Regions from separate parts of the Homo sapiens genome. Here all the other regions are linked to region 3. Evidence: read pairs that join two places in POLR2A ChIA-PET (ENCODE). Cell type or tissue: HepG2. All regions are shown on one strand. Links, peaks and the distances in the headings refer to the core of each region. The heading gives the core; the rest is flanking DNA. Region 1 overlaps STXBP6 (syntaxin binding protein 6). Region 2 overlaps STXBP6 (syntaxin binding protein 6). Region 3 overlaps STXBP6 (syntaxin binding protein 6). Region 4 overlaps STXBP6 (syntaxin binding protein 6).

Region 1 (7,930 bases), core at 2,005-7,004, 69 kb before region 3:
CTAGTGCTGGCTTCTGAAAATACCTGTGGTGGAGTTCCTGTTTTTAAATTTTCAATCTATTTAGACCAGTGTTTTAGTAAAATAGGATAAAAATAAATTGCTAGAAAAATGAAAAAAAGGCAAGTCCACATTTTTTTAAAAAGTAGTGTTATATTCAACTGACATGAAGTTACTCTGTCCATGTTCTATAAAGCTTCTAAGTACCTTATAGCAATTTTTTTCTTATTGCAGAACAGCACCAGATAGCATGGTCTGAGGGCCACACTTTGAGCAGCATTAATCAAGTGTACTCACATTTACTCACTTGTACCTCTTGCCACTCCTGGTCACCTTATTCTTTTAATAAATTGTTATTTAAACCTTAGATTAAGTATGCACTTAAAGTAAGGCTGTATGATTTTTAAATGGATAGATCTAATTGCAAATTCCTATACGTTGTTAAATTGTTATAGAAGATTTTAACAATTATTTGGCAAACACTGGTTGCTGCATTTCACTTTTTTTTTTTTTTTTTTGGCATTCACTTTCTATAAACCTTACCCAGCCACCTTTCCCTGTCACAATACCAAACATTATTATCAGGTGATTTTCAGTAACATCCATTCAAGATACCTTTTATATTTTAACTTAGTTCTTAAAATCTTGAATTATTTGATTGAAAAGCTAGTCTAGGACCTTGGTTTTGCTTAAAATTGAAAGGAAGAGGCTGCTTTAAAGGCTATAAGAAAATAATCACACTAAATTCTAACTCAGACCTCAAGTAGTTAAAAAATTATTTACTTCTACGAATTCCTTGTTCAGATTGGGTACATAGAAAAATAGAGTTACTTATGTACAATACTAGCTTGATGGGACTCTCATGCCAAACAGATACTGCCCACCCTTGGTGGTTATGTTAGTTTCTCTCTTTCCATTGCACAAGTTGAATACAGTGGTAATATTTAAATGGAAAAGACTCAAAATACCACACTTGCTGTCTTACAATATTTGGAGTGCTGCCATGTGGACAAGAAAGTTGAGTAACTCTCCGTGACTGGAGAACACACAGACTCATGGGTAGAAGACAACAGAGAGGCTGATTTCAATTTAAAAAAGGGTTTGTAAACATGTACACAAATGTGCACGTGCATATTTGAGGGAAGACAAGGAGGAACCAAAGAACTCTTCTGGTTTTTCTAAGCTATGTGCTCTGCTGCAGATGTGGCTGCTGGGAAAAGGGTGATAATAGAATAAAGGTTTGGAACACTCTGAGAAATGGAATGAGGCATTCACTGTGGTTGTGTAAAGGAATTGCCAAGCAGCACTGCCAGGCAAATGACTGACTGTTGGGCTGTTAGAGAGGACACTCAGGCGTTAGATATAAATTGGTCTGGATGACTGCCAAGGTGCTTTCCAACTTTGAGAAGCTGGTATCTATAGTGGAGACATCGTCCTGCTTGGTTTCTTTCTTTCTTTCTTTCTTTCTTTGGACATCCTCCTGCTTGATTTCTTTCTTTGGACATCCTCCTGCTTGGTTTCTTTCTTTCCTTCCTTTCCTTCTTCTTCCTTTCCTTTCTTTCCTTTCTCTCTCTCTCTCTCTCTTCTTTCTTTCCCTTCTTTCCCTTCCTTCGTTCCTTCTTTGAGGCAGGGTCTTGTTCTATTGTCCAGGCTGGAGTGCAGTAGCACAAACATGGCTTGCTGCAGCCTTGACCTCCCGGGCTCAAATGATCCTCCTGCCTCAGTCTCCTGAGTAGCTGGGACCATGGGTATGTGCCAGTATGCCTGGATAATTTTTTTTTGTTTTTTGTTTGTTTTTGTAGAGACAAAGTCTCACTATGTTGCCCAGGTTGGTCTCAAAGTCCTGGGCTCAAGTGATCCTCTCACCTTGGCATCCCAAAGTGCTGGGGTTACAGGTGTGAGCCAATGCACCTAGCCTGTTTTCTTAATTATGAAATAGTTCAAACCTATAGAAAAGCATATCGAGCTTTAATGTTTTGCTAGATTTCTTCCTTCTCTCTCTTTTAATGTTACAGATAACAGCTAAAACCATACCACCACCGTTCCATTCTTTTCCCTTCTTTTCTCCTCACAAGTGGCCACTGGGTTGTTTAGGAACACTTTGTCTGTTAGAGGCTCCTCTGTTGTGAGGTGTTTTGTTTTTACTCTCTGACATTTTCACAGCCATAGCAATTCTGCGTGGTAGTGGTTGTTTTAACATCTCTGATATTAGCAGTAGAGTTAGAAGTAGAAGATTTGAGGGCTTTGCTAGGATTTATCTTGTTAAACTTAGGTCTTAGTAGCTAATTATCATATACATACATGTGTTTTCTAGTCCTGTGACCTGCTAGGCTATGTAACATTGTGAGTTGCAAAGTTCATCCTGCTTAAAGATATTGATTTTAAGACCGAGCATACCATACCTAACCTCTCTTATGGTAGACAGTCCCAGAAGGGACTAGAAGATGATAATCACAATACATTTATTCATGTAAGTGGTGTGTTCCATTTTTCATCCATTTATTAGATGATTGTTTAAAGGGTATGCTCTGTGTCAGTCACTGCAGCAGGCTGCAGGGATACCAGGCAATGAACAACAAAGGCAAAAACTCTGGCTTTAATGAAATTTGTAATCCAATTGTGAGGAGACAAATACATCAAATGGAGAAGAAATATGTTAACTAACTATAAAACAACATAGATGAAAAAGGAGTGTAGATTGGGGGCAGGGTTGCTGTTTTACTGAGAGTAGTCAGTGAAGGCCCCTCTAACATGGGGCCATGTGAGCAGTGGCATGAAGCAAGTGAGAGGCAAGCTGTGGATATCAAGAGAAGAGCAAGCACAGGTCCTGAAGCGGGCGTGTGCTTCACCTGAGGAGAGCTGTGAGGCCAGTGTGGATGGGTGCGGTGACCTGGGACAAGTGGTAGGAGGTGTGATCAGAGGTCTCAACTGCTCCTTAAAACAATCCTGTGGTAGAGCTGAGCAGATGTGATTATACCTATTTTTACACATGAGGAAACTACGGCCCAAATTAAGGTGACTCACTCAAGGTCATACTTGCTAGTTGGTGGCAGGGCCAGGTCTAGCATATCTCCTAGATTCCGGAGCATTGTACTTACCAGGTATGATAAATTTTATTTTAGTTTTTGACAGAGTCTTTCTCTGTTACCCAGGCTAGAGTTCAGTGGTGTCATCAGCTACTACACCACTGAACTTTAGCCTGGGTAGCAGAGCAAGACTGTCAAAAAAAAAAAATTCTCATATCTGGTAAGTACAATGCTCTGGAATCCAGGATACATGCTAGATCTGGCCCTGCCACCAACTAGCCGCCACACCTAGCTGATTTTTTTCTTCTATTTTTTTGTACAGTTGGGGTTTCACCATGTTGCCCAGGCTGGACTTGAACTCTTGGACTCAAGCAATCCACCTGCCTTGCCTTCCTACAGTGCTGGGATTACAGGCACGAACCACCATGCCCCACCTTAACAGTTTTATTTTCTAAAGTGCTAGGACTGAGAAGAACAGACTTTAGTCTTACTTTATAATTGATTCTTTGACCAAATTGCAGTTAATCCCTGGACATTAGTTCCCACATCTGTAAAATAAGGGGAAAATATCTAGGTTGTTGTGAGAACCACAGAGGCTCATGTGGATTGGCTGGTGTGAACTGGAAAGCGCTCCACGCATGACGTGCTGCTGGGGCTGGAGTGCCCCTGTGAAAGGGGTTCTGACTCGCAAACCTAAAGTTTGTAAGTTGACCTTATTCAAGGGCAGGCTTATGTGCCAATGTGTAGCACCTTTGATTCTATAGATGTTCATATTCTGATCTTTCAAGAATGCTGAAGGTAAAGTCAAATGCAGATTCGAACAAATTTAGAAATACGTCAGTGACTCTGTGTCTTCTTTCCTGCTTATCCCTAAAGATAACACAGAAATGTAAATATGGTTTGATGTATTTAGCTGGCACAAATTTTACTACTGTGTATTTTACCTATTTCTATTTTCAGTGCATTTTTCTTTTGTAGTTTCTTCTCTTCTTTAATGTTCTGCCAAATCCCATTAACTTGTCCTTGAGCTGTGTAATCTAGAGTTTAGCTGCTGGTGGGTGATGGGGTTTGCCTGATGTGGAACCTGACCACAAGGAATAACCAGCCTTTTTTGTGAATGCTGCAGCTCAGCCGAGCCTCTGACTGCTTGAGGGCTGTTGGAGCTCCTGAAAGCTGCTGCTAGTCTGGTGTTCCTGGAGCAACACAAGCCTTATGAGGAAATTGGGACAAGTTTCGGTTCTGTTTTGGTCTCAGTTGTAGGGGAAGGACCATTTGTGGAGGAAGACCTGAGAAAGAGCTTTCCAGGCAGATGGGACAAAAAGCACAAAATGTTTGATGCAATTGAGGAACCAAAGAAAGGTCAGCATGTCTAGAGCACAGTGGACGTGGAGAAGAAACAAGATTGAAGGGGTAGTGGGCCCAGACCCTATAAGGCCTTGTCAACAGCCATGATCTGGAGCTTCTATACACATTGTAGTACATGGGAGGCAGTTTTTAAGCAAAGACATGCCATGGTATGTTTTACATTCTGGCTCTTATGAAAGCAAATGGGATCAGCGTGTATACCACTTAGGAGGCTTGTGCAGAGGTCCAGTGGCAATGTGATGGTGTCTTGGGCCAAGTGAAAGCACAGAAGTGGGGACCAGTGTTGTATTCAGGATATATGTAGAGCGCTAAGTAGTGCTAAAAGATAGAGTTGGGTAAGATGGTAAGGAAAATAATGAAATCAAGGATAATTTCTAGGTCTTCAGTGTACCCAGCTGAGTGGTGATACTATTTATTGTAAAGACGAAAGACTTAAGGAGGTGTGGATTAGCAAAGACTAGGAGACAGAGGAGGTAGCAAATCATTGATGCTGTTAGGCCATGTTATCTTGAGAGGCCTGTTACAGACACCCAAATGGGGTCATTGCTTAGGGGTTGCAACCTGGAACTCAGGGAGTTGCTGTGGGCGTGAGATACAGATTTGGGGTTCCTTAGCTTTGAAGTGGTGTTTGAAGTGATGCTCTGGATGGTTAAGATGACCCAGGAAGAAAGTGTAGCCAAGACAGAGACCTGGGATGCTCAACATTTAGCAATCTAAGAGAGGAGGAGGAGCACCTTGCAGAGGAAATGGAAAACAAGGGTTTGGTTAAAAAAAAAAGGAAAAAAAACTTTTAAAAAGAGGAACTAATATCAGTGTCTCTTTCATGGACAGAATGTTATCAACATTGTCCCTTCAAATACAAGTAGAATTCAGTGTAACTACTTGTTATAAGATTTTTTTAAATGCTTATTAAAAGGCTATATATTTTTATTCTTAAGAAATTAAATCTGTGAGTAATCAGCCACAAAAGAAGAAAATAAATTAAAAAGTATGGAAAAGAAGAGAAGCCACATAAAATTCAAAGACTCTCTCATGGCAATTCTGATTTCAAAATGCTAACATGTTGGTGTGTTTTTCCAATCTTTTCTAATACCCATAAGACATTTTTATATAATTGAGGTGATATATAGACAACTGTGTACTTTAATAATGCTCTTTTAATGCTCTTTGCACTGTACATTATAATGGAAGCAATTTCCCCTTTTATAAATTTCTAAATAAAAATTTCATACCTGCATGTATATCCTTTCACTTGTTTATTTTTTATTGACACATAATGACTATATAGATTTCTGGGGTATGTGTTATATTGATGCCTGTGTACAATATGTAATGATTAAATCCGAGTAATTAGGATATGCATCACCTCCAGCATTTATTATTCGTGTTGAGAACATCACAAATTTTTTCTTCTAGCTATTTTGAAATATACATAAATTATTGACATCTATAGTCACCCTATTGTTTATAAAACACTAGAACATATTCCTTCCAACTGTATTTTTGTACTCATAACCAACTCTTATTCTTCTTTATTCCCCTTTTCCCCCTACACTTCCCAGCTTTTGTTAACCACAATTTTACTTTCTACCTCCATGAGATCCACTTTTTTTTAGTTCCCACATACGAATGATAGTACTGTTTGTATATTTCTAAACTTGTTTTTTAAATGCTTCCAAATCTGTATCTTTATTGTTCATTGAGTAGTTTCTGCTTTCTTTGTTTTTCCTCTTAGAGGGCATAGTGAAGTAGACAACTCATCTCCTTGACCTGATATTTTCCTACTACATCAATTTACTATACAGAAAAAGTAAAAAGTCAACTGCCAGCTTAGAAATTTGACTTAGCAATATTGCCGGTAGTGAGGGAACCACTTGATATGGACAACTTGCAATTCAGCACTATCCTTCATTTTCCTTCAGCTTTAAATGAAAATTTGTTATGCATGTCGCATTCTCAGGTTAGATTTCATAACAAAACAATCCTTTAAAATATCTCAGTCAAATGAGTTTAAAAATAACAGTTTTCTTTAAAGGAACATTGCTAAAATATACAGTACTCTGCATTTGAAATTCCCCAAACATAGGAAGCTAAATATATTTTCTGCACACAGATGATCATCATCAATGTCAGTTGAGACAGTGACTATTTCTGGCCTATTGATTGAATTGAACTATATAAAAAATTATTAAAATGGCCTCGTATAAAAGACTTAAGTAAAATGCATGCCATACACCTATCTGAGTTTTAAATTTTTTTGCATTGTAGAATATCATTAATATGTCTTTAACCCTGCATATTTTTAGCCTATAGGGTAAATTTATATGTAAATTGAAAAGTAACACATAATATCATTCATTTTGTAGTAGTAAGGCTTGGATTGAGAAAAAATAGAGAGCATTCTAAGACCCTTTTAAAAAATTAAGGGATGAAAATGATTTTTAAAAAACCTAATTATTTGGATGGGAAACAAATATTTAATCAAGATGCATTGACCTAGGGAAATTAAATCATTAACAAATGATAACAATTAGAGATGTTTGATTGAGTATTCTATGTGTATTCCTGCATGTCTTTTTTTCTACTCAAAGTTTGTACCCTCAGGTTTCTATAACTACTACTTATTACAATGGATAAGATGATTTCTGTGGCCCACAATTTATCTCCCATTATATCTTGACACCATATTCTGTAAAAGATGTGCATGCAGGTGCACAGGTGTGGAAGGGAAAAGTTCTGTGAGCTTCAACTACAAGTACATCCTATCTTGGTCTTACATTGTGTATCCCTGGAAGGTTTTGTTTAGGTAGGAACTGACACATAAAATGTCTTATGTATTCATTTGTTGAAGTAAATGAAAGACAGCATTTTAGAAATGAAGGTGAGTCCAGCTTAGAGAGGATTGTACAATATGCAGAACTGGATCGAGACAACTAACCTCATGGTCCTCTTCCTCCTTTGGCAGTTTTTGCTACATAGGTCACAGAGCCACAGATTGCATGTTATTTTTAGGTCTGAATAGCAGGCTTCCTATAGATTCCCAAGGTTTTCTTTGTTAGACAGGCAGGAATAGGAGAGCAAAGGACCAGAATCTGAGGGTGAAGAGTGCGCAGAAAGACCCAAATTCAACAAACATTTTAAACATCTGCTGCATTCCAGGCACTTTGCAACAACTTTCTCATGTTCCTCCTAAATAACAATATAACACTCCTGTAAGTAGGTATTACAAGCCTATTTTACTGATGAGCAAACTGAAGTTTTGATGATGTACACAACCTGACCTGAGGGTATCTTGTGTAAAGGCCATCCTGAGATTTGAACTGAAGTCTCTTAACATTTAAGACATGATAGGGACTTTGGAATAAACAGCCCAAAAGCATGGATAAGTCTGAATGAATCCTATTTGAGATGGTTCTATCCTGTCCCTCTTCTGGTCTCCAGTGAAAAACTTATACAAACCATGGAAGATTCAAATAAAACAGAATTTTCTATTTGGAAAGGATACCTATATATATGAGAAACTTAGATACAAAGAGATTAAA
Region 2 (7,930 bases), core at 1,488-6,487, 190 kb before region 3:
ACATATGTGCTTGGCCATCCCAGAGACCTGTTCTCACCCTTTTGGGATCATGGACCCCACCACACTAGCCCTCTTCCACTGACACTGGGAATATTATCTATAAGCTGAGGATGTAGAAAGCTGCAATCCACAACCTGTATTTTTTTTTTTTTTTTTTTTTTTTTTTGATGGAGTCTTGCTCTGTTGCCTAGGCTGGAGTGCAGTGGCACAATCTCGGCTCACTGTAACCTCCGTCTCCCGGGTTCAAGTGTTCTCCCGTCTCAGCCTCCTGAGTAGCTGGGATTATAGGCACACGCCACCATGTCTGGCTACTTTTTGTATTTTTTGTAGAGACGGGGTTTCACCATGTTGTCTGGGCTGGTCTCGAACCCCTGACCTCAGGTGATCCACCCACCTCAGTCTCCCAAAGTGCTGGGATTACAGGCGTGAGCCACCGTGCCCAGCCCACAACCTGTTTTTCTGGCTCAAAGTAGTAGCAAAGAAACCTCTGTGTTTCTCCTGCGACTACATAGAAGAATGCTTTCTTCATTTGGTAGTTTCTTTATTTTTAACACCTATAATCCTGCACAGTCTTGGTTTTTACTGCAGAGTACTTGGCCGTGGGTAACCAGATTGCTAAATTTCCTATACAGATTATAATTTTATTTTGTTCATTTTCACATAGTTTTCCCTGGATAAAATGAGGTAGCTGAGAAAAAAAAAATTCTGAGGACATTTTAATGAAAACTTCCTCTGGTAAGATATTCATTTTTATGCCACATTTAATTCCTGTAAAGAATTCCAGGTGTCACTAAGAAGCAGTTGAACCCAGTGGCTGTGAATATCTGGCGATCTAAACTCATTTTCTTATCAGATTATATTGTCCTATACACCTGTGTAGGTTGTATATGTCAGATCTGGACTTGGCTGGTGGACGTTTGAACTTATTGACTTCCTGCCAAAAGAAAGAAACGTATAAATGGTGCTTTGTACTTTGAATTTCATGGTGTCCTGAGTAAACACAAAATATACATTGTGACAGGAGGAGTAAAGGACCGCCCACATCCTTATTTTTTGAGTGGGTGTAGCTAATGATTAGTTCCTGGATATGTAACTAGGATGTAGGTCAGGTCCCATTGTCATCTGCAGCAGAGGTACAGTAAGCACTGCCTCCCTATAGATGGCTGTGTTATCTCACAGGTACAACTGTCTAAAGTTCTTTCTATGAGAATTTTTTTTTTTTTTTTTTGGAGACAGAGTCTCACTCTTGTCACCCAAGCTGGAGTGCAATGGTGCGATCTTGGCTCACTGCAACATCCGCCTCCTGGGTTCAAGTGATTCTCCTGCCTCACCCTCCCGAGTAGCTGGGATTATAGGTGCACGCCTCCATTCCCAACTAATTTTTGTATTTGTAGTAGAGACGGGGTTTTACCATGTTGGCCAGGCAAGTCTCAAACTCCTGACTTCGGGTGATCTGCCCCCCTTGGCCTCCCAAAGTGCTGGGATTATAGGTGTGAGCCACCACACCCGGCCAAGAAGTTTTCTAAGAAGTTTTTAATAAGCTTCTTGGTTTAGGAATAAGGAGCTCACTTCAGTGAATATCTGAGGCTTCCTCTATGTGATATTGATTAAAATATTAATAGCTGTGCATATGTAGTGTGCTGGACACTGTGCTAAGGACATTTTGTGGATTCTTTCAACTCTTTTAATTAGGTGCCGTTACTAGCCCTGTTTTACAGAGTCAGAAACCAAGGCTCAGAGAAGTTGTCCTTTGGTCCCAGGGTCACACATCCCATCCATGTGACTCCTAAGTTCAGGCTCTTGACCACTGCACTGTGCTGTACTGAGGCAGTGCGTGACTAGAGGGTATGGTCAGAACCTGGGGCCATTCTTGAGAAACTGGATTTCAAAAGAAAGAAGATCAGACGTTAATTAATAAGAAGTGCATCAGTATGAGCGACTGCATTTTAAATATGCTCAGCTTACGTGAGGGATGGGGAAATTGTAGCAGATTTTGAGAAGAAACTGGGTTTTGAAGGAGAGAAATGCCATTGACATTTAAAGGAGGGGAAAGATATTCAGCTTCATGTAAGGATGATGACCTACATCATGGAAAGGCCTCCACAGAGGGATATGGTTCTTGTGTGGGGGTGTTAGGGGTCAAGTTTACCTGGAACAACTCTTTCAGTAGGTTTAGTTGGTTTTTCTTTCAGTAAGTGTTTGGGTATTATTACCGGTACCTCCTTCCCCTACCTTTATCAAAAGCAAACATACAGGGCCAAGCTTCTATGCAGCACCCTACTTCTTTCCTTGTCCGTTTCATGTCCAGGCTTGGAACAGGAGAAAGGACAGACAAAGATATTATAGTTTCTCTCCCCTTCCTCAAATAGATGCTGTGTCATAGTGCTATTTTGGGGTGAAGGGACCCCAGGAAATTCCTGGTTTAAAATCCTGCAGGGCCATATACCTGCATTTTCTCAGGCACTTTTTTCATTTTGTTTTGTGTTAAACTTAGATCTCTGTCTTTTCATTCATTCAGCAAAAGAGTCTACGTGTGTAACCGATTTTCATGGTGAGCAAAATCAGACAAGGTTTCTGCTTTTATAGAATGTTTTTAAAGGAGCTAAACTAATTGCATAAAATGTTACATGACAACTGTTGTAAGTGCTCCAGGGGGGTACATGTTTGAGGGAGTTTGGCCTAGTCAAATAAATTAGGGCAGTTTCCTAAGGAAGTCATGATGAGCTGAGATCTGAAGGATAAGTAGAGTTAAAGAGGGAGGGAGATGGCATTATGGAGGTGATGGAATGTGCAAAGGCCCTGAGGTAGGAAGGACCTTGGTATGAGCAAGGGGCAGAAGCCCTCTATGGCTGGAAGTGGAGGATAATGGGTATGAGAAAGTATTTTCTCAAGAGTCACCAGTGTTCCTAACATGGATTTGAAGTGATTAGATTGACAAGATTCATGTTTTTTGCAATAAAGGAAGTGGATGAATTGATTGTGGAAGTCCAAGAGAAGATACGGTGGACCAGTTTAGAAGTTTTTGCAGTAGTTTAGGAAGAAATGATGATAGTCTGACCAGGGTGGTAAAGATGGAGCGAACCGGGTGGAGGTATGGAGAAATAGAAAGAAGTGATATGACTGGATGTGGTAATGGGTTGAAAGTACAGGGTGAGAAACAGGGAGATGCCAGAGTTGGCTCTTCAGTCTCTAGCTTGCATGACTGTGTGATGGTGGTGTCATTGCATGGACCGTCATGCCTCCCCAGGTAGACTATAGTCAAGATCTTTTTCCAATTGAAGTTTGAATCCTCACAGTATTACTTATAATAGCCACTCATGTACCTTTTGTTTGATGGATTAGAACAGGAGGAGTTTCTTTAGAAAAGTGGTGTGTGTGCTTGGTGGGAAACAGCAGTTAGTGTACCAATGAGTGTGGCTGGGGCAAGAGAAAAGATTCATAGTTGTAGTACAACCCCCAATGCATTTCATCATATAGAGATGTGCCTGCAATTTTCAGGAAGCACTTACAAGTTATTTTGAACTTCTCAGCACTTAGAAATGTGTCTTTTTCCCTTTATGCTAGACTCAACCCTTCTGATCCTCTGTTTATCTATCTGTATGATGAGCCTAGTAACACTAACCTTCTGAGGTGTCTGTGAGGGTTATGTATTTGGTAACTTTGTGAAATGTGAAGGATTTTACATTGATCGAGGGACTCTGTGAAATCTGTTCTTATGTTCTCCTGTTGTCCTCCCCACCACTAGTGGGAGCTGCTGCTCAGAGGGCATAGGCCCTGTGGTGACAGTTGGCTCTTGGTAGGTGAGGCTTCCCCGGACGGGTTGAGTGCTCCTGCTTAGGTAAATGCCTGTGTTTCTTTTTTCCACTCGATCCTTCCATAAAGTGATTGAATCAGTGGATGAGTTTTTGGTTAATGTGACTGAGGACTGGGGGAGAGATGAGTTAAAGATAGGTTAGATCTAGTTTCTTTTTTATTTGAGATTGTTTTACATTTCAGGCCTTGGGGTGCTCAAGTCACAACCCCAGGGCTGAGTGTGGACTGAGGACAAATGTTGTCTTGATCTTGATCCTCTGTGTCGAGCGATGTCGGATGATGGAACTCACCACCAACCTTAAAACCAGAGAGAGGCTAGTTCCAGTGTGGTGATAGTCCTGGGGATCAGTACTGCTGCAGTGCTTTCTCTCTGCAGAATAGAATGCCTTCGCGGTGTTGGAGACCATGCGCAAAGTGGCTGGTCAGTCTGTTTTCCTCCTGTGTGCCTCTGTTGTCTTTATTAAGGTTTTATATTTCAAGCCTCTTTATTTTTTCCATCTCTGTCACTTCAAACTTTCTATCTTCCTGTCTGTATTTCTTTCTGTATTTACCACCATATTTCTTCTGTATTTTCCACTCCCCACCTTCTCTTGGAATTCAGTGATACTATTGTCCATTTCTTCCTTTAGTTGGAAGCAGGGCATTTCTTAGGCTCTTCGTTGGGGTCCAAGAGTGACCTCGGGATATTTCTGCTCTGCTGTGCTGGTCTGTTGTCCTAAGCATGCTGTTGATAAACATGTTACTGTCTTAAAATAACTAGAGATGGTGGGCAATAATAGCATGTGCCAAATTATCTTCATTTGTCCTGTGCATTAGGATATATAGAACTGAGCAAAAAAAAAAAAAAAAATTGCTTGGGAGATACATACAGCCATTCTTCAAAAATATTTATTACCACTCATTTTTATTTTGTAAGTTTGCATTTGCATAAGAATAAAAGTTTACTCTCATGCTAAGACGATTAAAGCCAATTTATTATCCTGTATCTTTATTTTCTTTGATGTTTTAAAAAGCTTTTATTTTTTAGTTGAAACAGAGGAGTAGTCTGTCTCTAGAAAGAATCTATTCTATGTATATTGCAATATCAATTGTTTTTGAGCAGGAAAAGGCTTTGGATATCTAACCCCTTTGTCATCTCTTCCTCCTGTACTCTCATCTTTCTGCCTGCCTCTGTTTTACAGGTGAGAAAACTGAGGCAGTACAATTCTACCATAAATGAGTAGTAAACTCAGAATTCTTAATTCCAATCTCTCGATTCTCCAGCTCATTGTGATTTTCTAGAACTTAAAATATTTCTAAGACGTTTCATATTAAAGCCTATTTTTCAGTTTAAGGTCATTCTCTCTTAGAAGTTGTTTTCTTGCTTTTTCGTAACCAAAGCTTTAATTGGTTCAGTACAAGGGGAGAACCAAGTGATGGCTTTGTCTTGTTCTAAAATCAATGTAAAGATTTATAGGTCTATAAATATTTACAAAATTTGGCAATATTGTGTGTATGAAGAAATAATTTCGAAGCGTACCAATATTTTATGTCTGGTCTGGACAAATTTCCACTAGCAATAGATTGAATTTCTGTTGAAATATACTGTCCTTTCTTGGTTTTTATGAGAGGTGTATTCTGGAACTTGTGATTTTTTTTTTTTCTTTTCATTCTGAGTTTGTGAAGGAAATCGGGATGTGTCTAATTAGTTATTATGTAGGGTGTTAGGCAATTTCCATAACAGTTAATTTAAATCTACCTTAATTAAAAATAACATGTTGTATAGCAATGGGTAGGAATTTATGACTCAAGATGAAGCCAGGCCGTAGCAATTTCAGAAAGCATGAGGATTACAGCTTTAAAGGCCGAGGAGGGACAGATAGGAACCCATCAATGCTGTCAGCCTTTATTGTGCCCTGGTGTTTAGGTGGATATTGAAGATATATGTAACTGGTGATCTGTGAGCTACCAATTTGCCTTTAAAATCTGTCTGTTTAAAATCAGTTCTCCTGTTCCCTTGCCCAACACAGTAAGCATTTTGTTTTCTGTATTGCCCCTCAAGATGAAGAACCCTTGAGGGAATAGTGTCTTGTCCTCCACTCAAGGTCTTAGAGTCATGATTAATTGGCAAATATTGGCCTCAAAAAAGGGCAAAAGAGAGTTATTAGAGTCCCCAAGGCTTGTAGTAGAATAAAGGGTGCTGGGAAGGAAGTGGCCAGGCTCTCCTGGTGAGTTGATGAGCACCTTGGCTTCCTTTTCCCATTCAGTGGCCCAGGCCCTGCCTTTTCCCCTCATATTGGGCATGGGGTACTGTCCTGGATGCTGTGAGCAGACAGGCATGGAAGACCAGACTTTGGGGGCTAGGCCTAGTCACCTTTGTTACTCCAGCCTGTTGAATTGCTCTATCCAATTGCTATCTAATTGCAATCCCAATGCTATCTAATTGGCAAGGGATGCCATTGTAGTCATTTGATTTTCCTTCTTGAAAGCTCTGGGATCTTTCCTGAAAGATCCAGCTTCTTATATGTAAAATGGGATGGTAACCTTATGAGATATGTTCTATTATTAATAGGGGGATTAATTGAGACTTTCAAAGTGTTCAGCTCCCTGCCTTGCATACCGTGAGGACTCAGTAGGATAAATGGTAGCTATTGCTATTATTATTGGCCTCTGGTGTGTGATAGAATCAAGTAGTGTCTGTTATAAAGGTTCTGAGGCAGAATTATCCAGCTCTTTGAAATAAGAACTTTTAGCTTAACTACCAAATGAGTGTCCAGGTGTTAGGATTCATTGCAAATGGGATTATACATTCTTTTTCCTCTTCCTAATTATGTGGTAAGTCTTTTCAGGAGGGAAAGCACCTACCATTTTCTCAGGGAGAGCTTTATACTCCCGCCAGCACTTGGTTCTAAAAGAAATTTTTCACATGAAGCATTATATAGGAGTCTTTGTGGTTGTTTAAAATAATACATTTATATGCAGGCATTCCTCAGAGATATTGCAGGTTCAGTTCCAGACAACAACAATAAAGGAAATATTGCAATAAAGTAAGTCACACAAATTTTTTGTTTCTTGGTGCTTATAAAAATTATGTTTACACTATACTGAAGTCTATTAAGTGTCCAGTAGCATTATGTCTGAAAAAATACATACCTGAATTAAAAATACTTTATTGCTAAAAAATGCCAATGATCATCTGAATCTTCAGCAAATAGTAATCCTTTTGCTGGTCGAGGGTCTTGCCTCAACGTGGATGACTGCTGCCTGGTCAGAATGGTGGTGCTGAAGGTTGGGGTAGCTGTGGCAATTTCTTAAAATAAGATAGCAGTGAAGTTTGCTGCATTGATTGACTCTTCCTTCCGTGTAAGATTTCCCTGCAGCTTGTGATGCTGTTTGTTAGCATTTTACCCACTGTAGAACTTCTGTCAAAATTGGAATCAATCCTTTCAAACTCTGCTGCTGCTGCTTTATCACCTCAGTTTATGTAATATTCTAAGTCCTTTGTTGTCGCTTCAACAATGTTCACAGCATCTTCACCACCTCAAGAAACTACTTTCTCTGCTCATCCATAAGAAGCAACTCCTCATTCATTCAAGTTTTATCATAAGATTGCACAACGTAGTCACATCTTCAGGCTAAACTTCAGATTCTAGGTCTCTTGCCATTTCCACCACATCTGCAGTTGCTTTCTCTACTGAAGTCTTGAACCCTTCAAAGTCATTTATGAGGTTTAGAATCAGCTTCTTCCAAGCTCGTGTTAATGTTGATATTTTGACCTCCCCCCATGAATCACAAATATTTGTAAAGGCATCTAGAATGGTGACTCCTTTTAGAAAATTTTGAAGTGACTTTGACCAGATACATCGGAGGAATCACTGTCTATGGCAGCTATAGCCTAATGAAAGGTATTTCTTAAATAATAGGACTTGAAAGTAGAAATTACCACTTGATCCATGGGCTGAAGAATGGATGATTAGACATGAAAACAACATTAATCTTTTTGTACCTCTCCATTAGAGCTCTTGGATGACCAGGTACATTGTCAATGAGCAGTAATATTTTGAAAAGATTTTTTTTTTTTCTGAGCAGTCAGTCTCAACAATGAGCTTAAAATATTCAGTAAGCCATACTGTGAACA
Region 3 (7,930 bases), core at 2,020-7,019:
AAGAATGTAAATGAACAGCCAGATGAAGAGATACATAGGGCAAGGTCCAGAAGAGTCCGGAGCATAGCGGCTTCTGTCCCCATGGAGTTGAGGTGCGCTACCCTCCCTGCCCATGGGTGTGTTCACCAGCCTGAAAGCTCTCTAGATCCCATCATTTAGGGGCTTCTACTGGGGTTTCATTACCTAATTATGATTGATTAAGTCATTAAGCCATTGGTGATTGACTGTATCTCCAGCCTCTCTCCCCTCCCTGGAGGTCAGGATGAGGGGGTGGGGCCGAAAGTTAAAACCCTCTAATCTCATGACTGGTTTAGCAGCCAGTCCCCTAACCTCCAAAAGTCACCTCATAAACTCAGGTATTATTGAAGGGGGCTTATTACAAATAACAAAAGATACTACTCTCATTCCTGTCATGCAGGGAATTCCAAGGGTTTTAGGAGCTCTGTGCCAGGAACTGAGGGCAGAGACCAAATATATATTCTTACTGTGTCACATGTTGTTTATAAATCTTGTCTTCCTGGTAGGATGTGGTATGATGTCATTAAAAAGATAAAGGCTTTCAATACACAGATCTGGGTTTGAATTTCTGGTCTGTCACTTACTGGACAGAGCAGGTCTGTTATTGGTCTGTGGATGAATTACTTAAACTGTAAGCTTCACTTCCTCTTTTTAAACAGAATACTAATGCTTGCCCTGTAGTAAGTTGTAAGGATTTAACAAGATCATATATAAAACATATAGCATGGTGCATAGGGAGTACCACGGAACATCGTGAGCACTCAGTGGGAGCTTATAATTAATGTCTTCTTTTAATCCTGTCTTCCTGTTGTCCTGCCTTCCCTCCTGTTAAGGGAAATTTGTATAGAACCTGATTTCTCCCTGGACACAGGAGTTAATGGAAGTAGAGAAACATGGCTTTGAGTGTCCCTTAGGTCAGATACAGTAGAAGTACAGTCGTCTGTATTTATATGTATTTGTATTTATATTTTTCTTGCCTTCCAGGAAAAAAGCCTGTGAATGCTAATAACACTGATAGTCACCATACTAAATCCCTACTATATACCAGGCAATTTTTTAGTTTACATTTAACTACAAAAAGTAGTTATCGTTATTCCTGCTTTACAGGCGAAGAAACTGAGCCTCAGAGAGGTTATTTATCTACCCTGAAATCATATCCATAATAAAGGTCAGTGAAGATTTGATCCCAAGTCTATCTCCAGAATCTGTTCTTTCCCCCTGCCCCATTAGAGAGAGAAAATAGAAAAATTCTTTCTTCAGTGGTCATTAACAAAATAATTCCAAAATTGTGACTCCCCTCTTTTGGGCCTATTATACTTCCCAGCTCTATCCATTAAAAGCTGAATAAATGCATGCACAAATAGCTGGATTTCTCTCTGATTAAGATTAAGTAAAACTGCAGAAGTTTTAAGCTGTAATGCAGATAACAGATACAGCCACTAAATTGTTACTTCTTCTCAACCCTTTTTTTTCCTGTTAAAAAAAGTAAATTAAAATTTATCATTTGGGGCTATCTAATTTCAGGTAGTGAGTAAATAAGAAAGTCTGTCAGTAAGGCATAATCATCTTTTCCTTTGTTTGCTGGTTAAAAAAAAAAGAGAAAAGTAAGTATTACCTTTGCTGGGCAATGTAGAATTTTTGGATTCTTGTGTTGATAAAAATGAATGTTTGGGAAATTGAATATTGGAGCAGTTTGGCATTGTAAATTTGTATTTTGAGGCTCCTTTAGCTCTATCACATGGTATCACAGTACCATGAATAGAGGAAATTAAAAAGAAATAGCCATTTTCAGGAAAAAGAAAACATAAGTATATCCATAAACCAGAAACATAACAGAATCACAAAGCAATTATTAGGATTAAAGCTGTTGTCTGCTGGATTCCAGGTCTGGAAGGAAGAAGTTTGAATTCCATGCTACTATAGGGACTACAAGTGCACCCATGCAAAGTGTGGATATAGGAGCTAGATTTGCTGCTTGGTACCAAGTCTTCTTAGCCCAAGAAAGGAGTTTACAAATACGCTGTGACCAATTGCTCCTTAGGGAAGTGGCTTATAAGAACCTGTGTTCCAGAGAGGCAAGAGAAAACAAACATAGTCTCCCACCCAAGACCTGGATCCAACTGGCCACTAGCCTGGGACTGACTCTGCCATATCCCACATGTTACCCAGAACAAGAGCCTCAGACCATTACTTTAAATCCTGTTGTACCAGGGACCAGCACAGGAAATAATAAAACTGTTACATAGAAAGAAAAGGTCAAGGCAATGAGGAGAAGCAGGAAGAAATTTAAATCTCCCACTGAAGAATATTGTGCACACCAAAATTCTACATGAGAAAGCCAACAAAAATAACAAATGAGAATTGAATTCACCCCAAATGAAATGAAAGTAACAATGAACTCCAATAATGACTTTAAGTACATTTATGATACTCAAAAGATAAAGGAAGAAATTAGAAAAAACGTTAAGATGTTATAACACAGGAACTAAAATGAAAAGACAAAGTGATAGAAAAAAATAATCCTGGAAATGAAAAATGTAGTCTCTGAAATAGACTCATTTGATAGAATAAACTCTAGACTGGCCAGGGTCAAAGACAGAATTAATGAACTATAAGGTATTAATGAGAAATTCACCCATAATACAGTACACAGCAATGAAGAATATAAAGGATGAGTTGTACATGGAAGATAGAACAAGATGCTCTACCATTCATCTCATAGGAATTTTTAAAGAAGGTTTAAGAATGGCAGAAAACCAGTATTTGAAAAGATGATGGCTAAAACTTGCTGAATTGAAGACTCAGATTGAGAATATCACCAAGTGCCACACTTGAAAATAAAGCTTTACCTAGAGAAAAACATAATGCAATAGAACACTTGGGACAAAGGGAAAATATTAAAAGCTATTAAAAATACAGTTTTCCTACTGTGGAAGGATAAACTGATGGCTTGTTCCCAGCAACAAGAGATGCCAAAAGTCAATACATTAATATCTTCAAAGTTCCAGAAATAACTGTCAATCTAGAATTCTGTATCCAGCTAGACTGTAATATAGATGTAAGAGAAATACAAAGATATATTCAGAAAAGCAAAGACTGATTATTCACCACCTCTAGACCCTTGCTGATAGAAGTATTAAATGATGTGCTTCAACATGAAGCACACTGAACCCAAAGGGTAGGAGTGGAGTGTAAGAAACTGTAACGATTGCAAACATGGTAAAAATACACTGCCAAACTTAATTGTCTTAATGATTATTTTAAAATTACTTGGAATGTTTTCTTGAAATAACTGGAGATAAAATTCTAAACAAAAGTAATAAGGAATACATGCTGTATGTTCAATGGATAGTTAATCCATGCTAAAGTTCATTCCAAGAAGGATAGCTACTGAATTAATTTGACAGGAAAAAAAAAAAAGCAGTTACATTTGTTAGACTTCTAGTTTTAAAATGATAGAATATAAAGGATAGTCACCTCTTTTCTTGAAAATTATCCAAAATCAGCTCAGAGAATTTATGAGGGCAAACTCTATCTCTGATGAAATGAGTGTCTGTCTCGAATTACAAACTCCTGTATGTGGGGAAGAGTTGACAAATGCAGTAAAGGTGAAGGTAGATTCCCAAGAGAGAACTCTCATACCTGCAGTCTCAGATAAAGCCTAAAGCCCTCAGAATGAAATGATCCAAAGTGTGTGTCAGTAATCCCTTCTTTAGAACAATGGAGCAGAAGCCAGGAAAGCTCTGGGAGTAATGGGCCCAAATTGGCACAGTGCTGGGACAAGCAAGGCAAGAAGGCTAAACAAAGAATCACACTGTCAAAGCCATGTTGTCAGGAATCAATCTGTTGATGGGCTAAAGTGGAGGAAAGAATCTGAATTCCAAGCAATCCTGTGGTCGCATCTTGTTGAGGAAAAGTAAAGGCTCAAGAGGCCTCTGTCACATACACAGCCCTGCATCATAAGGAGAATGCCAGCTAGCCTGGAAAGTAGTCCTCTTCCCTCCTCAGTACCATGAATCTCCTGCCAATAGCTGTTCACCTTATTTTCAAATCAATGATAATCCCAAAGGAACCAGCAGAGGTGGTTCCATCACTCACCATAAGTATATCCTTGGGCAATTTATAACCTGTCTAAGCCATGGTTTTTGTTTTTTGTAAAATAGAGTAGTAGTTCTCCCATACAGTACTGTGGGGAGGATTAAATAACATAATATACCTGAAACACTAGGCATGCCTAAAACACTAGCTGTAATATACCTAAAACATATCACATGATAAGGAGTCAGTAAATATTTACTGATGACAAAGATCAGCCAGGTGGAATTCTCAGGGCTGAGAACTGACTTGCCTTCTTTGTCCTCTTTCTCTCTAGAAAGCGGTGGTTAAGAACACAGATTCAGTAGCAAGAATTCTAATTCAAATCCTACATCTTTTATTGCCTACCATTATGATTTCAGCCAAATTATTTAGCTGACCCTCAGTTTTCTCATTTGTAAAGAAGGGATAATAATAGTACCTATCTCCCAAAGTTGTTTTGAGGATTAAATGAGTTGTCACAGAGCACTTTGAACTTTGAACAGTGCCCGGCGCTGAGTAAATACAGTACATATTAGCTATTAGTACTTTTCTTTTTCAAGAATGACAAGTCACACAATATACAAGATTACCATACTTTTTGGGTTTTTAGGGACAGTCACCTCAGAGATGTGATTATTCAAACACAGAATCAAATTTGACTAAATTTTTTTTCAAGACGTAGGGTATAATGTCCTGTTGCTCAATTGTATATTCTAAATTTTGATTAGGAGACTATGGGATAATGTATCTATAGATCATGAACCAAATTCTCTTTTGCTTATGGTTAGTCCTTTTTTAAGGTAAATGAACAGCATGTGTTGTATGAATTGGTGATGTGCTGGTACCAACCAGTTGTGATAACTTACTAGTTACAACCCCAGAGCAAAGATCCACAAAAGAGAAAGGAATTCCATTCCTTTCTCTCCGTGTGGGAAATGTCAGATTAGGACTTGAACAGCTTGCTGCTGATCTTTTTGTTAAGGGATGCTGTCAACACAGATATGTCTAAAATTAGAGATCAGAACAGAAGGAGGGCAGGCGGGGACAGACAATGCAACTTTCACTCACAATCACAGAACTCAACTCCCGTGTAGTTGCTTGGCCAGGCTCCCAGTTGAGAAGGGAGATTTTGTAATGTTTCCAGCCTTCATTTTATGGCCTGTTGGACTTTTTATGATCTGGGCTCTCTTTTACCTTTTTTAATGGTTTAGGTTTTTTTTATTATTGTTTCATATTCTTTAGCCTGGTTGACTTTTTAATCTCAGCCTATAGAAAGCATCACAATTTAAATCTCTTAGAAATTTTCAAATCGATAAGAAGTAGCAGGAATTAAATAAGGAAGGGCAGTTGAGTTGTCTATGAATGTAGCTGTTTATGCTCAATCTTGCTCACTCTCCCTCAGAACATTTCTAAAAGGAATTATTAGCCTCTAGGTGCTTAATAAGACATGAAAGGGCCCTTAAGTTACTGGCCATTTTTTCTTTTTTCTCTTTTTTTTTTGAGACGGGATCTCGATCTGTCACCCAGGCTGGAGTGCAGTGGTGCGATCTCGGCTCACTGCAACCTCCATCTCCCGAGTTCAAGCGATCCTTCTGCCTCAGCCTCCCGAATAGCTGGGACTACAGGTGCGAGCCACCACGCCTGGCTAATTTTTGTATTTTTAGTAGAGATGGGGTTTCACCGTATTGGCCAGGCTGGTCTCGAACTCCTGACCTCATGATCCACTGGCCTTGGCCTCCCAAAGTGCTCGGATTACAGGCATGAGCCACCACGCCCAGCCTGGCCATTTTTTTTGAATGTCCACATTTCCTCCAATTCCACAGTTACAGACCACAGCAGATATGTTGATGCTTATTTAAAAACCAGTGAAGCTTGCTGGGCATAGTGACACACACCAATAATCCCAGCATTTTGGGAGGCCGAGTTGGGTAGATTGCTTGAGCCCAGGAATTCCAGACCAACCTGGGCAATGTGGCAAAACCTCATCTCTACAAAAAGTACAAAAATTAGCCAGGAGTAGTGGCATGCACCTATAATCCCAGCTACTTGGGAGGCTGAGGTGGGAGGATCATTGCTATGCACTGAGATCGTGTACTGCACTCCAGCCTAAGCAACTGAGTGAAACTCTTTCTCAAAAAATAAAAATTAAAATTAGAAAAAACAGTGAAGCTCTCAGTTGGGAAACTGAATCTAGATCTTTGATCAGAATTTAATAAGAAGGAAAGATTCTTTTTGGCAGCCAAACTCCAGGAGATTGTTAGCTGTTGTTCTTCCTTTCCAGTTGTTATTTCCAGCCATCCACAGCTCACCAGGGCATCTCTGACACTTACCCTCCCTGGAGATGACTCAGTCTGGCAGACATCTCTTAGGATGGGAAAGTCTGAGAGATGTTCATACAGCTTGTCGTGTTAGAGCTGTATCTTAGACCCTTTTAATTAATAGTAGTATTATATGCCCTATTTATTGATTGACTCTTAATTTTTAATTTTGCAGAGATTAATTCTGTCCTAGCCTTTGCCGAAATGAGCACAAGTTCCTGTAGCAGAGCTCTAACTTGACTGGGATGTTAGGTGTTCTATGTGTACTCAGCCCCAAAGTCCTGGGACCTGAGAGTTCCAACCTGCTAACACAGTTCCTCCTGCCCATCACTCCCAAAACCACAGAGCAACATTTTGCTGGCTATTTTTTTTCCTGCTTTTGACTAAAGCATATACACAAATGTGTCCACAGAAAGAGCTTAACTTGTGATTATGCAATTTGAGAATATAGTTAGGTAGCAATTTCAGATTTCAAATAATGGATATGATTCTACCCCCGAACTTAAGTAAAGAAAGATGATGCTACTAGCTTCTTAACAAGAGTAATAATTTAAATACTTTGATGAAAATAGTTGTCTGGTTGGCCTTTAAGTTTGCATAGTTCTTACACCACTTTTCATCTTTAAAAATACAAATTTTCCTATGTTCCACAGAACTTAGGAATTTGTCCTATTTTCTTTCATCCTCCCTGCTGTTTCTACCCCTTGTTTTAGATCATTTGTGTCAAGTTACATTTATTCAAACTATTTGAGCAAAGCATTCAATTACTTAAAAAAGGAATAGAAAAAATTGCAATGCCATATATACTCTGTAACCTCTAATAATTATGTCTGTATCACCTAACATATGAATTAAAATATTCATGTTCTTGATGTCTTTTAGTCCACAAAAGGAAATGATTACTACATTTTGTCGAACTAATGCCAATTTGATGATATGTTAAAACATTTAGCTTGCAGCTGCAAGTTAGTAAGGCATATAAGGTAAGGCTTTAATTATAGATCTATCCTGCCGTAAAAGTGCTTAATTAGAGTCATGAAAAATCTTACTTGAAGCAGGATTTTTACTGAAGATTTAAAGAATTAAGAAAAATCTCTTTTTCCATTCATTTTTCTTTTTCTTTTGTTGATTTTTATCCATCCTGCTATCCTACTTTCTTCCTATTACAAGGACTAACATAGGGAAAATTTAGTCTGTTAATAGCTACCCTTTTGACTGGTTATTGATTTTCACTTCTTTTTTTTTTTTTTTTTTTTTTTGAGAGGGAGTCTTGCTGTGTCACCTAAGCTGGCAAGCTAGAGTGCAGTGGTGTGATGTCAGCTCACTGAAACCTCTGCCCCCTGGGTTCAAGCAATTCTTCCTGACTCAGCCTCCCAAGTAGCTGGGATTACAGGCACCCGCCACCACACCCGGCTAATTTTTGTATATTTAGTAGAGATGGGGTTTTCACCATGTTGGCCAGACTGGTCTCGAGCTGCTAACCTCAGGTGGTCCGCTCGCCTCGACCTCCCAAAGTG
Region 4 (7,930 bases), core at 1,661-6,660, 140 kb before region 3:
GTGGAGTTCCTATTAATAGAATCCCTTGGAATGAGTGATGCTTATGAAATCTTCGTCTTACCTCAATAAATCCTCCAAATGACATATCCTATGTAGCTTTTGTTGGTGGTGTTATTTTTTGGCTTTGTCATATCATTTGTGAAAGTTAGGATGTAGTAATTGACAAGATTAAAAGGTACACCCGCAATGTAAATAAACTTGTGTAAACACAGATCTTGTGGTCAGGGTTTGTTCTTTGGATATCAGACTTACAAGAAGAATGTGTATACTGGACATATAAACAAGGAAAGAGGAGATGAAAATAATCTAGGTTTATAGTTGAAGCAGACATGAGTCATGGGCTCAGAGAATCCTGTGAACATAATGTCTTTTACACAGGGAGAGTTAGTATGTACAGGGAAAAGAAAGCCAATCGGGTCTCATAGTCTTTGGCAGTCTGATGGCAGAAAAGCAATTCCTCGTTTCCTTCCTTAAAGAATTAAACAGTATGACCAGGGCTGTTGTGTACGGTTGTGTTGTTTTTACATTGTTCCAGAGTTATTCATCTAAGAGAGCAAGCGCAGGCTAACGCGTAGCTGGTGCTCTGTTCACCAGGTTGAAGGCTCCAGCATTGAGCTGCAATTGGACAGAAGAAGGGTACCATTTTCTTCCTACAAAGTTATCTTCTAAGCCTTGTCATTATTCACAGCGTTTGCTCTCCTTTCTCACAGCTTTTTGAGGGTGGGAGTTTGCTAATTTACTTTGGGGTTCTCAACACTATGCCTGGACTGGAGTTGAAAAAAGAATATGGTCAACTTATAATTGGGTCTCAATAAAATGTATTTTGATAGGTCTTCCAGGTTTGGTGGAAAGAATGTGCCTTAAAACCGCAATTTTCAAGGAGCACTCCACTGAGATTTTAGTGGAGTACGAAGACTGTCCTGCAGAATCTCTGACCTGTTTCCTTGTTTCAAAATCCAGAGATAATCATATTAACGTTTTGGCAAACTATTTTCTAGACATCTCTTTATGCATGTAAATATACACATAAAATTGCAAATTCATGAGCTCATTTTCTGTTTTATAACCTCCTTGTTTTCACTCTGTATTATTTCTTGGCAATTTTTCCAAGTCAATATCTGTAGGTCTGTGCCACAATTTTAAAAGGATATGTAATATTCTGTTGGGTGGATGGGCTATACTGTATTTAACCAATGAAGATTGATGGGTATTTAGGTTGTTTATGATGATTTTTTCTTAAAAATGGATCTGAGGTAAACATGCATCTGTAACACACACATGGTGTGTGCATGCTCACACCATTTTTTCTAATGGTAGAGTTGCTGGCTCAAAAGGTTTCAACTCATATTAATCTCTGTTGGAGAGGAATTATAACACTTCCTCATAATCCTTGCACCAATTGGGTGTGTTAAAAATGACATAGTTTACCCTTCATAAAAACACATATCTGGGCTGGGCACGCACCTGTAATCCCAGCACTTTGGGAGGCTGAGGCAGGTGGATCACTTGAGGTCAGGAGTTGGAAACCAGCCTGGCCAACATGGTGAAACCCCATCTCTACTAAAATACAAAAATTAGCCGGGCATGGTGACATACACTTGTAATTCCAGCTACTCAGGAGGCTGAGGCAGGAGAATTGCTTGAACCTGGGAGACAGAGGTTGCAGTGAGCCAAGATGGTGCCACTGCACCCCAGCCTGGGCAACAGTGAGACTCTGCCTCAAAAAAAAAAAATACTCACATACATATCTGAAGATTCTAATTTACAGTTTTGAAGCAAACTTTGGAAGATATATTCAGTGGCTCTCTTGATTACACATTTGGGATTAGATATAGAAATACTTTGTAAATCATGAAGTGCTATGTAAACTTCAATGATTCATTACTAGGGCTTTACAAAATATTTGCCATGTACACTTGTTTCTGGGGTCTTTTTATTTGTTTTATAAGTAATTCATTAAATACAGGGGGAAAACCCAAAGATAGTGGCTCTGGACCTGGTTGTATAGCAGAATAAACTGAAGAAGTCATTCAGAAAACAAGTTGCAGGCCCTAGCCCCAGATCCCCTGAATCTCTGTGAGCAGGACCTGGGCACCCAGGTGATGTTCATGTGCAGTTTTTGTTTGGAGTTTCTACTTTAAGATATTTTTTTTCCTATCTTCAACTATTTTTCTAGCAGAACAGATAATGTTTTTAGTTTTTATTCATATCCCCATTATTTTTCATGTTTAGAAGTTTCTGGCTCCTTTAAGTATGTTGTTAGAGGATTTGCTGAATGTCTATTGATTTTACCCTAATTTTGTAAAGCTTGTGAAGCCTTAAATATGGGTTCTTGGTCTGCTATTCCCATCTGGTTTCTCACCATGGCAAGCCCATCCAATAGCCCTTGTTTGTAGCAATAAAGAGTGATTGAACTTGAAGTGATTGTACTTTTAAGACTTCAAATGTTGTCACCAGATTAAAGTTACCTGTCTATTCTAATAGCATATCTGACTTCCTTTTTAGAATCTACTTATAAGAACTAGTAGTTAAGAGTAGTAGTTGAATTACATGGAAAAACTGGTTGGTGGACTAAAATTTTTGTCTAATTTATTGTTTATTCACATGCCTACATACCATGGAAAGACTAAAGCTTTCAACTTGAGAACTGTCTTATCAAAGAGAAACATTATCTAAGTAAACATTTTGTTAAAAATCAGTAACTCTTTCTTAAACACTTTTAAAGGGGCTAAATTGGCCTCATATTATCTCCTTGATCTTAATATATGACATCAGAAAAAATAAAATTGATTTTCTTTGCATAAAAGCTTGTATATTTTCTGACTACCTGTTAAAGTTTTTGAACTTTGGAGCAAAATTAACATTTTTAGATTTCTAGGTTTAGTGATATATAATAACATCTGTTTTGTAGCATTTAGTATGTCTATATTGTGGCTTTTAAGGGAAGTAATTTAACATTTCTCCATTTAGATTTTAACATTTACAAAATTGTCTTTTTCCTTGTTAAGATTATTGTGTTTCTTTGTCAATAGCTGAGGCATGGAGAAGAAGCAGTTAAGTACAGTTAAGCTTGAATCATATTCATCCTTTGGAATATGACATTGGACAGTGTAGAGGGCTGATTGTGGTAAAGTAAGAGCAGTACTGGAGTCCTTTAGAGGAAGCATCAAAATTATTCAGGCCGGGGATGGTGAAGACCCAAACTAAGGCAGAGGAAGTGAGAATGAAGAAAAGCTAGTCTAGAAATATTAAATCAAATCCACAGGACTTGGTGATTGGTTCGTTATGGGGATTTGAAAGGGTTGAGGGAGAAGGAAGGGTCTAGGTTAGGTCTCAGTGGAAATGCTCAGTCTACAGCTAGGTATATGGGTTTAAAGCCAGAAAGACACTCTGAGTTGGATGCATGATTAGTGTCATCAACATTATAGGTGGGACTTAAAATTGAATTTGTAGAATTTCAAAAACAAAGTGGTAATGCAAAGAAGTCTAATTTTAGAGAATCTTATTTCTCTTATTTCTAACTTATTTGGGTTCACCAAACTGAAGTTCCGTTGAAGTAGGAAAGACTAGCTGATTTTCCCCCCAGAGTCTTCCAGGGTGACATCATCTTGGTTCTTAACTTCAAAGACTCTGAAACTTGTTATCAGCATGCTGACTGCATCTGCTTTAGTGTTGAGACACATTAACTAGCTTATGAGACTGATGTCTAAAATTCTTGGTTACTCATTTACAATAGGAAGTATAATTGTTACATAGTCTAGAATAATTGTGTGGCACAGCCACAAGGCCAAAACTTGATCAGAGGATTGCATGTTAAACATGGGATCAGAACAGAGGAGTTAATGAAGTTAGATCAACTATCTAACAGTATTAAGCTAAATAGATGGCACTGTTGCCTTACCAGAGGAGATTCTTTCTTCTCACATGAAAAATATTTAAGGGCTGTAGACTATACTTCCCTAGAACTACCTGCATGATAATGAATGCCTTAACAATGGAGGTTTTTAATTTGCTGCAGTTCCTACTACTACTCTTGGTCTCCTGACCACAGATGACAAATACCAGTTCCACTACTGGAAACCAAAAATGTTGCATCTTACACCTGTTCCCCTTTGCTTATGCGCTTCATCTACCTGTTCTCTGAGGTCATTTGAGTTTGCAACTCCTAACCTAAAGGATGGTCTTATTTCCTAGTTACTTGGGCAGTGGAAAGGCATCACACTACAGTAGCCATGCATTAACAAGAATGGTATGTATAGATGTGATGGCACAAAGTGAGAAGATCAGAACTAACTGTGATTAGTTTTTTGTAACTAACACTTATGGGAACCAGCTGCTTTGACTTGCAAATCATATTGTAGGTTGGTTTCTTGGATGGAAAAATTTTGTAATTACAACCTGTAGAAGCAGGAAAAGAAAAGGCTTCCATGGGGTGATATAGGTTGGAGTAACTAGTGATCATTGGTGTACCATTGCTGTTATATTCATCTTAATTTCTTACAGTGGGTTCTCAGCCTTGGGATGGACAATGATTTACCAACACTAAGACGTAAGGCTTGATAAAGCTGCTTAGATGGAGAGAAAAAAATCCTGTGCATTGTCTTCCTATATTCTCTCCTGAAATGATTCATCCTTTCCATTCCCATCACTACATTTCTGGTCTAGGTTTTAGCTCCTCTCTAGGCTCAGAGCATTTAAATTAGGTGGCAGAATGACTGCATGGCTGCATGAGAACCAGTTAGAGTTGTTTAAAATACAGATCCCAGGATTCTAATTTGGTGGGTATAAAGGAAGGACCCAGGGGTCTGCGTTTTTGAAAAGCTCTCCATGCTGAATTCAGACATACAATCAGATTTGGGATACTCTTAAGTTATTGCTATGAAGTTATGACAGTACCCCTTTTACTTTCTGATTCTTTTCCATCTAATCTGCTGTGCATTATTACCATTCCCAGGGTGACATTAAAAACATGTATACATGTGTGCTCCACACTGTCCTGTTAGTGTCATTGCCCTGAATAAAAACTTTTGATAATTTCACATAGAATGAATCTGATAATCTCCTAGTGAGTATCCTAAAGAGTGATGCCTATAAATTCCTTATCCTTGTGATACTTAGTACAAAACCATCCCTATAAGAGACTGTTTATCTGTAGGTGGAGGGTCTCACACTGATGGGTGAGAAAGGTGAGGATTTGTAAATAAAGTTGGGTTTCACTTTTACAAATACCTTTGGTATAGATTGCTGCATTTACTCAATTTCTTCAAGTTCAGAGGGATTTTTATCTTTTCATATCATAGTAGGAGAATTAATAAAAATGTTTCATTTTTAAGCATTTTTTAATTATTCAGGCAACAGAATAAGTGTTCTGCATATATTGTTTCATTTAATTCTTTAGTTCCAGGAGGTAGGTGAAGACATCTCTATGTTGTAGTTAATAAACTAAGGGTCTGTAATTTTAAGAGATTTACCCAGAAATCACATAAGTCTTAGGTGTTGGAGTTAAAATTTGAACCTGAGTTTGTTTGATTCTAAAACTTGTGCTCCATGAAGAAGTTACTGGCTTTATCTATTCTCTCTCTCTCTCTTGTTCTTGGTCACTGACTATCAGTATTTAAAAAAAAAATAAAAGGTCATTTCTATTTCTCACCAGTTTTTAAAAAGAACAGGATTTCCTAAGCTTGGTAAAACCACATTATCTCTTTCTTTCCTTTTTCTGACAGATTTTATATGATAAAATGATAGCTTTCTTTTTCTTTTAACTACAGTTTTTGAAAACTGTGGACCTGAGATGAAAAAGCAAAAGCCATGACAGCTGGGAAGGCACTGGTCCGAGAACACCGGGTGAGACAGGGCGCGGTGGCTCATGCCTGTAATCCCAGCACGTAGGGAGGCCGAGGCGGGTGCATCACTTGAGATCAGGAGTTTTGAGACCAGCCTGGCCAACATAGTGAAACCCTATCTCTACTAAAAATACAAAAATTAGCTGGGCGTGGTGGTAGGCACCTGTAATCACAGCTACTGGGGAGGCTGAGGCAGTAGAATCGATTGAACCGGAGAAGTGGAGGTTGCAGTGAGTCAAGATTGTACCACTGCACTCCAGCCTGGGTGATAAAGCAAGACTCTGCCTCAAAAAAAAAAAAAAAAAAAAAAAAAAAAGAGCGCCCAGTCAGCTCAGGACTTTGGCTTGCTTTCTACATTGCTTATCAAATGGTTTGAAGCCACTGTGCTACCACTGGCTTTCTTTTTCACCTGTACCCAAATAGTGAGAGGCAAGTGGCCTTGGAGCTAGAAAATAACCAGTATGTGTTTCTTTCTTTAAAAAAAATAAATAAAAGTCCCTGATAAATTGTAACATCTTGCCTAGGAAAGTCATGGGGTAAATTATGAAATTCTGTTGCCAACTTGTAGGAAATCATACCGTATCAGTTAGTGATCAGCATTTGAAAAACAGGTCCCCCTCCACTGTTGTCATTTTGTTCTTGGCCAGCATGAAGAACCTGGTGGTGATGATAAAATGTTGGGATTGGAGCACAAGTAGATGTGGGTATTAGATCTATAATTTCTAGGATATCTAGATACATATTCTTTGTGTATGTATAGATAGGTATTCTTGTGTCACTAAGAAAACCTGCCCTATTACAGAATAAAAACTAGGAGAAATTTCTTTAACTAGAAAGGTGTTCTTTTTTAATATATCACTTTCCTACCAGGAGGTTATAGATGTGAACAGGTTACAGGTAAACAGTTGTGTGGGTAGCATTTGTGAATCTTGCATTGGGAAGGATGATCCCGTGATCTTTTACTATAAACTATCTGGATTTAAGTGAAACCTCTGATGTAGTTAGCAGTCAACTCCTGGAGAACTGGGACCATGTCTTGATTATTTATTGTATCTCTAATACTTATCATAGAAGTGGCACATAGCAGGTGTTTTTGTAACCAGCTGGCTCAGTTTTACAGCAGTCTGATCAACTCTTTGAGCTGTGTTACTGCAGATAGCTATGCTGTTGATCCATATGCGGGATCTCTGATACTCTGCATGTCCAACCCATGGGCCCTCTCTGTGCCTTTAATTTTGATTTGTTGAATTGCCTGAACAAATATCTATTCATTATTAGGGCACAGACTATTTATGACTAGGATGATGGAATGGAGAAAGTTTACTCAAGTTGCTGTAGAATCTTTTTGGATGACAGGCTTAATATTTCAGATTGAACTTGAACATAATAGATATAAATAAGCAGAGTTAAGACCATTGGGGAAGTACAACTTTTAGAAAACTAAATATAACATGGGGGCTATGTATGTGTGTGTTCTGGGGGGAACTCACTGTGAGTCAGCGTCATACTGCTTTATTTTCTTAATTATTGGGCATCCACTGCCAGTTAACCAGAGGAGCATAACATGTGGGAGCTGCTGGGTAACATTTCCAAAATACTTAGCATTAGTCAGATATGTTTTTAGAATTATGTATCCATTTTGGCTGAAGGAAAATGTGGAGTGTTTGTCAAGGGTACAGAGCATGGTAACTAGATGCAGAGGAGCACTGCAAACTAGAACCCATTGGGAGAAGCTAATAAATAAGAATTCATTACTTAGCGTGATCAAAGGCAGAAGAAGGGTATTAATTTAATGGTCTTCTGTTGCATGTATAGTTATTGTGTAGAAGATGATATAATTATTTCCATTATGAATGGAATTAGGGAAATGGATTTACATTAAAGGAGATTTTGAAGGGGCATAAAGAATTTCTTGACTCTAAGGACTGTTGGACAGTGGAAAGACTTGTATTCTGGAAGTGTGAAATATGTTTCTTACAGAACAGGAATAGAGTGGGTACTGCTTGCCAGTTAGAGGGAGGTGCAGTTGGGGTAGTAATTAACAAACTTTCCAGATCCCAGTTTGTACTACTCATCTCATATTGTGT

The links. ChIA-PET counts read pairs that join two places held together with the same protein. Peaks named below come from ENCODE experiments on the same cell type or tissue, not always from the same donor. Only the 100,000 strongest peaks of a DNase experiment are listed, where the experiment ranks them.
Region 1: POLR2A ChIA-PET joins it to region 3 with 17 read pairs; 2 of 35 experiments call an interaction of 5 or more read pairs at or near these places.
Region 2: POLR2A ChIA-PET joins it to region 3 with 28 read pairs; 2 of 35 experiments call an interaction of 5 or more read pairs at or near these places.
Region 4: POLR2A ChIA-PET joins it to region 3 with 26 read pairs; 2 of 35 experiments call an interaction of 5 or more read pairs at or near these places.

What each region holds. Positions count from the first base shown.
Region 1 is chr14:24,905,027-24,912,956 of GRCh38, reverse strand. The region is part of intron 2 of STXBP6 (syntaxin binding protein 6); the gene reads left to right. Among named protein-coding and RNA genes, the nearest start is that of STXBP6, 140 kb to the left of the region's middle. In HepG2, for the core only: no CTCF peak of the experiment used is centred there; DNase peaks (open chromatin) are centred at 2,356 and 4,036.
Region 2 is chr14:25,028,451-25,036,380 of GRCh38, reverse strand. All of the region lies in intron 1 of STXBP6 (syntaxin binding protein 6), which reads left to right. Among named protein-coding and RNA genes, the nearest start is that of STXBP6, 18 kb to the left of the region's middle. In HepG2, for the core only: a CTCF peak has its summit at 3,754; a DNase peak (open chromatin) is centred at 3,750; H3K4me3 peaks cover 1,005 bases.
Region 3 is chr14:24,836,349-24,844,278 of GRCh38, reverse strand. The region is part of intron 4 of STXBP6 (syntaxin binding protein 6); the gene reads left to right. Among named protein-coding and RNA genes, the nearest start is that of GZMB, 210 kb to the right of the region's middle. In HepG2, for the core only: no CTCF peak of the experiment used is centred there; DNase peaks (open chromatin) are centred at 3,868, 4,338, 4,588 and 5,148; H3K4me3 peaks cover 1,464 bases.
Region 4 is chr14:24,975,082-24,983,011 of GRCh38, reverse strand. All of the region lies in intron 1 of STXBP6 (syntaxin binding protein 6), which reads left to right. Among named protein-coding and RNA genes, the nearest start is that of STXBP6, 71 kb to the left of the region's middle. In HepG2, for the core only: no CTCF peak of the experiment used is centred there; a DNase peak (open chromatin) is centred at 3,661.